Regions from separate parts of the Homo sapiens genome. Here region 1 is linked to region 2. A link is a contact called in ENCODE Hi-C or POLR2A ChIA-PET data. All regions are on one chromosome and are shown on one strand. Each heading gives the region's core, a stretch centred on a gene start or an enhancer-like site at or near the end of the contact. The rest is flanking DNA. Distances are from core to core; before and after follow the strand shown. Region 1 has its middle 4.4 kb from the start of BCAS4. Region 2 holds the start of RIPOR3-AS1 (RIPOR3 antisense RNA 1).

Evidence for each region. Hi-C counts contacts between places; a loop is a spot of excess contacts on that map. ChIA-PET counts read pairs that join two places held with the same protein, here RNA polymerase II (POLR2A). Pooled maps may share reads with other maps.
Region 1: a loop to region 2 is called in a map of A673, with 7 times the contacts of the local background. The contact joins the enhancer-like site here to the promoter of RIPOR3-AS1 in region 2. A Hi-C loop is called at or near these places in 2 of 168 maps with a recorded cell type or tissue (A673 and PC-9) and 1 of 50 pooled maps. POLR2A ChIA-PET finds 5 or more read pairs at or near these places in 6 of 52 experiments (AG04450, IMR-90, PC-3 and 3 more).

The regions. Positions count from the first base shown.
Region 1 is chr20:50,788,638-50,792,628 of GRCh38, forward strand. No RefSeq gene overlaps it. Among named protein-coding and RNA genes, the nearest start is that of BCAS4, 4.4 kb to the right of the region's middle. RefSeq lists an enhancer at 1,653-2,338. Within about 2 kb of position 2,159, at least 33 of the 41 ENCODE cell types and tissues checked have a DNase peak (open chromatin) inside an H3K27ac peak, as active enhancers do; they include A673, PC-3 and Panc1, where a contact is called at or near this core.
Region 2 is chr20:50,642,747-50,647,074 of GRCh38, forward strand. It overlaps RIPOR3-AS1 (RIPOR3 antisense RNA 1), which reads left to right and starts at 2,725. Exons shown (of 3, transcript NR_111906.1): 1 at 2,725-2,747; 2 at 2,952-3,140. All of the region lies in intron 1 of RIPOR3 (RIPOR family member 3), which reads right to left. RefSeq lists an enhancer at 1,752-2,333.

The sequences.
Region 1 (3,991 bases), core at 909-3,408, 150 kb after region 2:
GTATCTGGCCAGTAGTTTCTGCCACTTACTGTTTAGATAGACGCAGAGAAAACAAGTAGGGACACAATTTCGGTAGCTGGAAGGGAGAACATTCCTTCGCCCTCCAACTAAGTGACTCTCCTCTCGCTTCTCAAGGCCAAGGAAGCTCTGCCGTAAGGCTAAACGCGACACTCAGGGAGCATTTGGAATCTTGCCCTGTGGCCTCTTGCCTCTAAAGCTGCAAGACCCTTTATGTGGCTCTGCTGTGGAAGGGAAAGGAGTAGAGAAAAACTACTCAAATGACTGCAGAGATGTAGAAGCTTTCCTTATCAGGGAGAGAATGGGAAGCTGCGATTGCTGTTTCCTGTTACTGTAGTGAACATTTCAAAATTATGACATAAAAATGGTTTTTGTTTCTTTTTTTGAGATGGCGGTCTCGCTCTCTCACCCAGGATGGAATGCAGTAGTGTGATCACGGCTCACTGCAGCCTCAATGTCCCAGGCTCAAGTGATCCTCCTGCCTCAGCCTCCTGAGTACCTGGAACTACAGGTGCATGACACCATACCTGGCTAATTTTTGTAATTTTTGTGGAGATGGGGTTTCACCATGTTGGCCAGGCTGGTCTTGAACTCTTGAGCTCAAGTGACCTACCCACCTTGGGTGGCCAAAAATGTTCGTTTATGTATTTATTTATTTTTGAGATGAAGTCTCGCTCTTGTCCCCCAGGCTGGAGTGCAATGGCGCGATCTTGGTTCACGGCAACCTCCACCTCCCTGGTTCAAGCGATTCTCTTGCCTCAGCCTCCCCAGTAGCTGGGATTACAGGCGCCTGCCACCATGCCCGGCTAATTTTTATATTTTTAGTAGAGATGGGGTTTCACCATCTTGGCCAGGCTGGTCTGGAACTCTTGACCTCAGGTGATCCGCCCGCCTCAGCCTCCCAAAGTGCTGGGATTACAGGCGTGAGCCACTGTGCCTGGCCCAAAAATGTTTTTTAATATCTGGGTTTTTATTGTTGGTGGTGGTGTTGGGGTGTTTGTTTGTTTGTTTGAGACAGCATCTTACTCTCTTGGCCAGACTGGAGTGCAGTGGCACAATCTCGGCTCATCGCAACCTCTGCCTCCGAGGTTCAAGAGATTCTCCTGCCTCAGCCTCCTGAGTAGCTGGGATTACAGGAGCAAGCACCACCAAGCCCAGCTAATTTTTGTATTTTTACTGGAGACGGGGTTTCACCATGTTGGCCAGGCTGGTCTCGAATTCTTGACCTCAAGCAATCCACCCGCCTCAGTCTCCCAAAGTGTTGGGATTACAGGCATGAGCCACCGCACCCAGCCAATACCTGTTTTTAAACTATGCTTCTATGTAGATGGGTTGTGCTTGAAATTATTTCACTAGTGGGGAAACACACTAAGTAGGAGAGCGACTTCACATTTTATTTATTTTTTCAGAGAGAGGTGCCCAGGCTGGTCTCAAACTCCTGGTCCCAAGCGATTCTTCCCCCTCAGCCTCCCACAGTGTTGGGATTACAGGTGTGAGCCACCGCCTGTCACGTGTTCTTTAGACAGTGGTGATTGTCCCAGGACCTACTTGCCTCACAGGGTGTGGTGGGGATCCAGTGAGGGCATCTATGCAAAGAGCTTAGAACAGTGCCTGGCACATAGTAAGGGCTCAGGACACATTAACAACGAATATGGTTTTAGAGATCGGGGTCCCAGACAAAGCTATGCCAGTGCTGAAACACTGTCGATCGGAACCACCTAGGAGCACCTTTTAAAACTCTCAAAGCCAAGGCCACACCCCACACCATAAATTAAGTCACAGCCTCTGGGGGTGGGGTCTGAGCATCAGTATTTTCTGGAAGTTTCCCAGGAGTTTTCAATATGCAGCCACGTTTGGGAACTGTCTGGTCTAGAACTTTGTGTGCCTGAGGCCTGCGCTGGGAGAACTGACTTTAAAAAGACACAGACAGGCAGTCATTTTGTAGCTAGAGGTGAAGCAGATGGCGTGGGGGCAGAAGGGTGTGGGACCTGGGACCCAGCAGGGGGCTACGGCTCCCACGGGCCTTCGAGCCTGGCAACCACTGGCACCCCCACTCCCCCCAGGCTGGGATGGAGCCACTGTCTGCACCCGAGGAGGCCTCCAGAGCAGGAGGCGGGAGCAGCAGCTCTGAGCCCGGCTTGGGCACCAGAGGGAGCTCGTGGGGACGCGCCACGGCTCCATCCCTGCAGCTGGTTCAAACTGGTTTGGGCAGGGTGCGGCCTGGGCGGGCTGCATTCCAGGCCTCAGGCTCGCGGCTGTCCGGGGCCTCCCCAAGGGCTGCGGACCTAGGGCAGGGAGCAGCAGGGGCAGGGCCCCCGGGCAGGAGCCCAGCACCCTGAGAGGCTGGGGAGATGTTTAAAAACTCAGTCCTCTTTGTGTAAAATCATTTACTTGGCCTCCCATGGGGGTCCCTGACTAAGGCTGGCAGCGCGGCGGAGCCCCTGGATAGGGTTATTCCCAGACATCAGTGTGCATTAGAATCGAAGCAGAGCTTGTTAAATGCGGAGGCCCAGTGCCCCCTCTCACCAAAGATCCTGATTCAGAACGTCTGGGGTGGGCTTCTGGGCATCCATATTTTTAGCAAAATATTTCTAAGGTACAATCACATATTCAGAAAAAAAGGCTAGAAACAAAATGATTGTCAACCAGCCAACCTGGCCCAGGGTATGAATCGCTGGGACACTTGTGAAGGACACAGAGACCCCTTCCCCAGACCTCCTCTTTCCCCAGGGAAGAGGATTTGGGTAATCAGCACTTTTAGCTAATATCCCAGGCTTTTTTTTTTTTTTTCATATGGGCAATTTCCTTTTTCTTTTTTTATTTTATTTTTTTGAGACAGGGCCTGGCTCTGTCACCGAGGCTACAGTGCAGTGGAATGATCTCGGCTTACTGCAGCCTTGACCTCTAGGCTCAAGTGGTCCTCTCACCTCAGCCTCCCGAGTAGCTGGGACCACAGGCGTGTGCCACCACTCCTGTCTAACTTTTGTATATTTTGTAGATACAGGAGTTTCGCCCTGTTGGCCAGGCTGGCCTCAAACTCCTGGCCTCATGTGATCCGACCGCCTCGGCCTCCCACTCCCAAAGTGCTGGGATTACAGGCGTGAGCCACCATGCCAGCCTGGCTTTTTTTTTTTTTTTTTAAATGAGTCATTTTAGACATTCATACAGTTTTGGTATTGCTACAAACATCAGCCGAAGAAATAAAACATTCCGAATATTGAAATCCCTCTCAGCCGAACACCTGACGTCAGGAGTTCAAGACCAGCCTGGCCAACATGGCAAAACCCCGTCTCTCCTAAAAACACAAAAATTAGTCAGGCGTAGCTGGGTGCGGTGGCTCATGCCTGTAATCCCAGCACTTTGGGAGGCTGAGGCGGGCAGATCACCTGAGGTCGGGAGTTCGAGACCGGCCTGGCCAACATGGTGAAACCCCGTCTCTACTAAAAATGCAAAAATTAGCCAGGCGTGGTGGTGGGCACCTGTAATTCCAGCTACTTGGGAGGCTGAGGCAGGAGAATCACTTGAACCCTGGAGAAGGAGGTTGCAGTGAGCCGAGATTGCGCCACTGCACACCAGCCCGGGCTACAGAGACTCCGTCTCAAAAAAAAAAAAAATATTAGGCGTAGTGGCATGTGCTTGTAATCCCAGCTACTTAGGAGGCTGAGGCAGGAGGATCACTTGAACCTGGAAGGTAGAGGTTGCAGTGAGCTGAGATCGTGCCACTGCACTCCAGCCTGGGCGACAGAGCGAGACTCTGTCTCAAAAAATATATATATATTAAATCCCTCTTGGGCTGGGTGCAGTGCCTCACTCCTGTAATCCCAGCACTTTGGGAGGCCGAGACTGGTGGGTCACTTGAAACCAGGAATTGGAGACTGGCCTGGCCAACATGTTGAAACCCTGTCTCTACTAAAAATACAAAAATTAGCCAGGCTTGGTGGTGCTTGTTCCTGTAATCCCAGCTACTGGGGAG
Region 2 (4,328 bases), core at 1,475-3,974:
AAAAAAAAAAATCCATCAGAGGCCAGGTGCTGTGGCTCACGCCTGTAACCCCAGCACTTTGGGAGGTCAAAGCGGGCAGATCACCTGAGGTCAGGAGTTCGAGACCAGCCTGACCAACATGGAGAAACCCTGTCTCTACTAAAAATACAAAATTAGCCGGGCGTAGTGGCACATGCCTGTAATCCCAGCTACTCAGGAGGCTGAGGCAGGAGAATTGCTTGAACCCGGGAGGCAGAGGTTGCGGTGAGCCGAGATTGCACCATTGCACTCCAGACTGGGCAACAAGACCGAAACTCCATCTCAAAAAAAAAACCCAAAAAGAATAGAAAAATGTCCATCAGGGCTGGATGCAGTGGCTCAAGCCTGTAATCTCAGCACTTTTTTTTTTTTTTTTGAGATGGAGTCTCGCTCTGTCGCCCAGGCGGAAGTGCAGTGGCTGGATCTTGGCTCACTGCAACCTTTGCCTCCAGGCTCCAGTGATTCTCCCGCCTCAGCCTCCCAAGTAGCTAGGACTACAAGTGTGCACCACTAGGCCAGGCTAATTTTTGTGTGTGTTTTTTTTTTTTTTTTAGTAGAGTTGGGGTTTCACCATCTTGGCCAGGCTGGTCTCAAACTCCTGACCTCAAGTGATCCTCCCGCCTTGGCCTCCCAAAGTGTGGGGATTACAGCTGTGAGCCACCATGTCTGGCCAAATCCCACCACTTTGGGAGGCCGAGGTGGGAAGACCGCTTAAAGCCAGGAGTTTGAGACCAGCCTGGGCAACACAGAGAGACCCATCTCTACAAGAAGTGAAAAAAAAAGTTGGGCACATGTTCTCAGGACCCCCTGAGGCTATGTCTTGGGTCATGGTCACTCATAAATAAATTGTTTTAATTAAAAATAAATGTTGAAAAATTAGCTGAGCATGGTGGTATGTACTTGTAGTCCCAGCTAAGGCAGGAGGATTTCTTTCTTTCTTTCTTTTTTTTTTTTTTTTTGAGATGGAGCCTCACTCTGTCGCCCAGGCTGGAGTGCAGTGGTGCAATCTCGGCTCACTGCAAGCTCCGCCTCCCGGGTTCACGCCATTCTGCCATTCTCCTGCCTCAGCCTCCCAAGTAGCTGGGACTACAGGCGCCCGCCACTGTGCCCGGCTAATTTTTTGTATTTTTAGTAGAGATGGGGTTTCACCGTGTTAGCCAGGATGGTCTCGATCTCCTGACCTCGTGATCCGCCCACCTCAGCCTCCCAAGGTGCTGGGATTACAGGCGTGAGCCACCGCACCCAGCTGGGAGGCTAAGGCAGGAGGATTTCTTGAGCCCAGGAGTTCAAGGCTGCAGTGAGCCAGGATTGTGCCACTGCACTCCAGCCTGGGCAACAGAATGAGACCACATCTCTAAAAAAATTTAAAAATAAATAAAAAATAAAAATGTCCCTTAGTTTGTCACTATATTGCCCAGGCTGGTTTGGAACTCCTGGCCTCATGTAATCCTCCCAGCTCAGCCTCCCAAAGCGCCGGGATTACAGGCATAAGCCACTGCACCTGACCCCAACCGAAAATTCTTAAGGCACATTTTTGACACTAAAAACAGTATTTTATAACTGCTAAAATAGATATGTTAATTCTAGTCTTTTCTTGTGCACAGAAACAAATTACCACTTTAGTTTCTCAAGGAGCACATGTATACATGTTAAATGCATTAATTTGTTTAATATAAACATGAAATACTTTTTATAACCTGGATTGGTACATATTTCTTTTCTTTTCTTTTTTTTCTTTGAGGCAAGATCTGGCCCTATCACCAGGCTGGAGTGCAGTGGTGCAATCTTGGCTCACTGCTACCTCTGCCTCCCGGGCTCAAGCAATCCTCCCACCTCAGTCTCCTGAGTAGCTGGGACTACAGGCATGTGCCACCATGACCGGCTAATTTCTGTTTTGTTTTTTTTTGTTTGCTTTTTTTTTTTTTTTTTTTTTTTTTTGTAGAGACGGAGTTTCACCATGTTGCCCAGACTATTCTCAAACTCCTGGGCTCAAGCGATCCTCAACCTCAACCTCCCGAAGTGTTGGGATTCCAGGTGTGAGCCACTGCACCCAGCCCTTTTATTTATTTTTTATTTTTTATTTTTTTTTTTTGAGACGGAGTTTCGCTCTTGTCACCCAGACTGGAGTGCAGGGGCGCAATCTTGGCTCATTGCAACCTCCACCTCCGTGGTTCAAGCAGTTCCCCGGCCTCAGCCTCCCGAGTAGCTGAGATTACAAGCACACGCCACCAAGCCCAGCTAATTTTTTTGTATTTTTAGTAGAGACAGGGTTTCATCATGTTGACCAGCCTGGTCTCAAACTCCTGACCTCAGGCAATCCGCCTGCCTCAGCCTTCCAAAGTGCTGGGATTACAGGCATGAGCCACTGCGCCTGGCCCCCATTTCTTATTATACAGTAGTTTACAAAAAAATCCCAGCAGCCAGCTCCAGAGAGGCCTTGTTCTGTGGTGTCTAAGGATGGAGCCCAGGCAGGGACGGCCAAAAGCTCGCTACCCCTGCCCAGGAAGGCAGGAGCACCGTTGTGTCCCGTTCCTATCCCTCAAAAATAAATCACAGCCAGCTCATGTCATAGGACAGAGCCTGTTCGCAATCCATCCTGTGTCTGCGGATTCTCCCAGGTCTGTAAGGCAGCAGGGAGATGCGGCCTCTCCCACTCCACCCAACACGTAGCCAGGGCGAGGTGGGGCCGGGGGAGAGGCTGACATTCAAAGGCATCTGAGTGGTAAGAGGTGAGCGAGTGAGGTGAATGGGGACTACGTTAGAAGGACCCTACGTTAGAAGGGTGAGGCGCTAGGGCCATAGCCTAAGGGCACTGGGAACCCTGTGGGCATGCGCAGTTCAAGCCCATCCCCGCTCCCTCCAGCTGCTGTCCATCCCTGCCACACCTGACCATTTGCCTAACCTAGATCCTTCCTGTCTTGCATTTCCTCAAGCATCCGGAGCCCAGGACTGCTGAGTCAACCCTCTGGAATGCCCACAACTCCCCACAGGCCAGCCGGCCTTGGGACTCCCGCACAGCCACGTGAGCCGGTGGAGCCGGGTCTGTTTGCTAGTGGAGGCTGTTAACAGCACGGGAAGTGGTCAAGGGTTCAACAAGAGATGAGCCATCTGGTCCTCCAGAGGTAAACAATTTACAAGAGACACATCAAGCCGGCCTGCTGTTCTGGTTTTTCTTTTGACAGTGAAATATGCAGTTTCTTTTTCATCCTGGTGCCTATTGGAGAGGGAGACTGTTCCAGGCACTCTGACCCCAGCTAAAGCGCCTCCCTGGGGCAGGATCTATGCAGGGAGGCAGAAAAGTCAGATTTTTTTTCACATCTTCTTTGTTCCATTCCCAGGACTGAGCAACTTCATGTATTTATGTATTTATTTATTTATTTATAGACAGGTTCTCACTATGTCGCCCAGGCTGGAGTGCAGTGGTGCGGTCACAGCTCACTGCAACCTCAATGTCCTAGGCTCCAGTGATCCTCCTGCCTCAGCCTCCTGAGTAGCCGGGACCATAGGTGTGTACCACCATGCCAGGGGAATTTTTGTATCTTTGGTTAGAGAAAGGGTTTTGCTGTGATGTTGCCCAGTCTGGTCTCAAACTCCTGAGCTCAAGCGATTCACCCTCCTGGGCCTCCCAAAGTGCTGGGATTACAGGTGGGAGCCACTGTGCGTGGCCCAGGACTGAGCAACTTTAAGTCAGATGGTTAACCTACATCATGAGGAAAGTGGATTTCCTCCCAAAGGAACAGACTTATTTTCTAGAACCCAAAGCCTTGAATTTCAAGAACCTTTAGCCTTAAATCCATTTCCTGTTGGAAGCAGACCCCCTCCTGGTCTCCCCAGGTATTGCAACCCTGCTCTACCAGCCACTATAAATGCCCACACAAAAGGAACAGGGGCTCCATTCCTGATGCTCAGAGTGGAGTCACTAGATTCTCAAGCATATGAGATATGTATGTGGCCTAACAGCCTGAAATAAACAGCTTGTGCTGGGATTGTAATTCTAGAGTTTCCAAAAGTGTTGCAAAATATTCCAGGCAGACACTAAAGTTTGTGTACTACAAGCTGTTTATTAATTAATTTCTTATTTGCCAAACATTCTTGCTTGGGTCTACTGGGAGATGATTTCGTTGGGAATGCATCTCCAATTTTGTAATAAAGATCACCAGGGAAAGAAGGCTTGCTTCATAGGGGCTCATATTACAGGAAATGTGGCTAGCATAGGTAGTTCCCATAAGAAAAAGGACAGTACTAAGTTTTGAGCTCATGTGAAAAAGAAAAGGGGGCCGGGCGTGGTGGCTCACACCTGTAATCCGCAC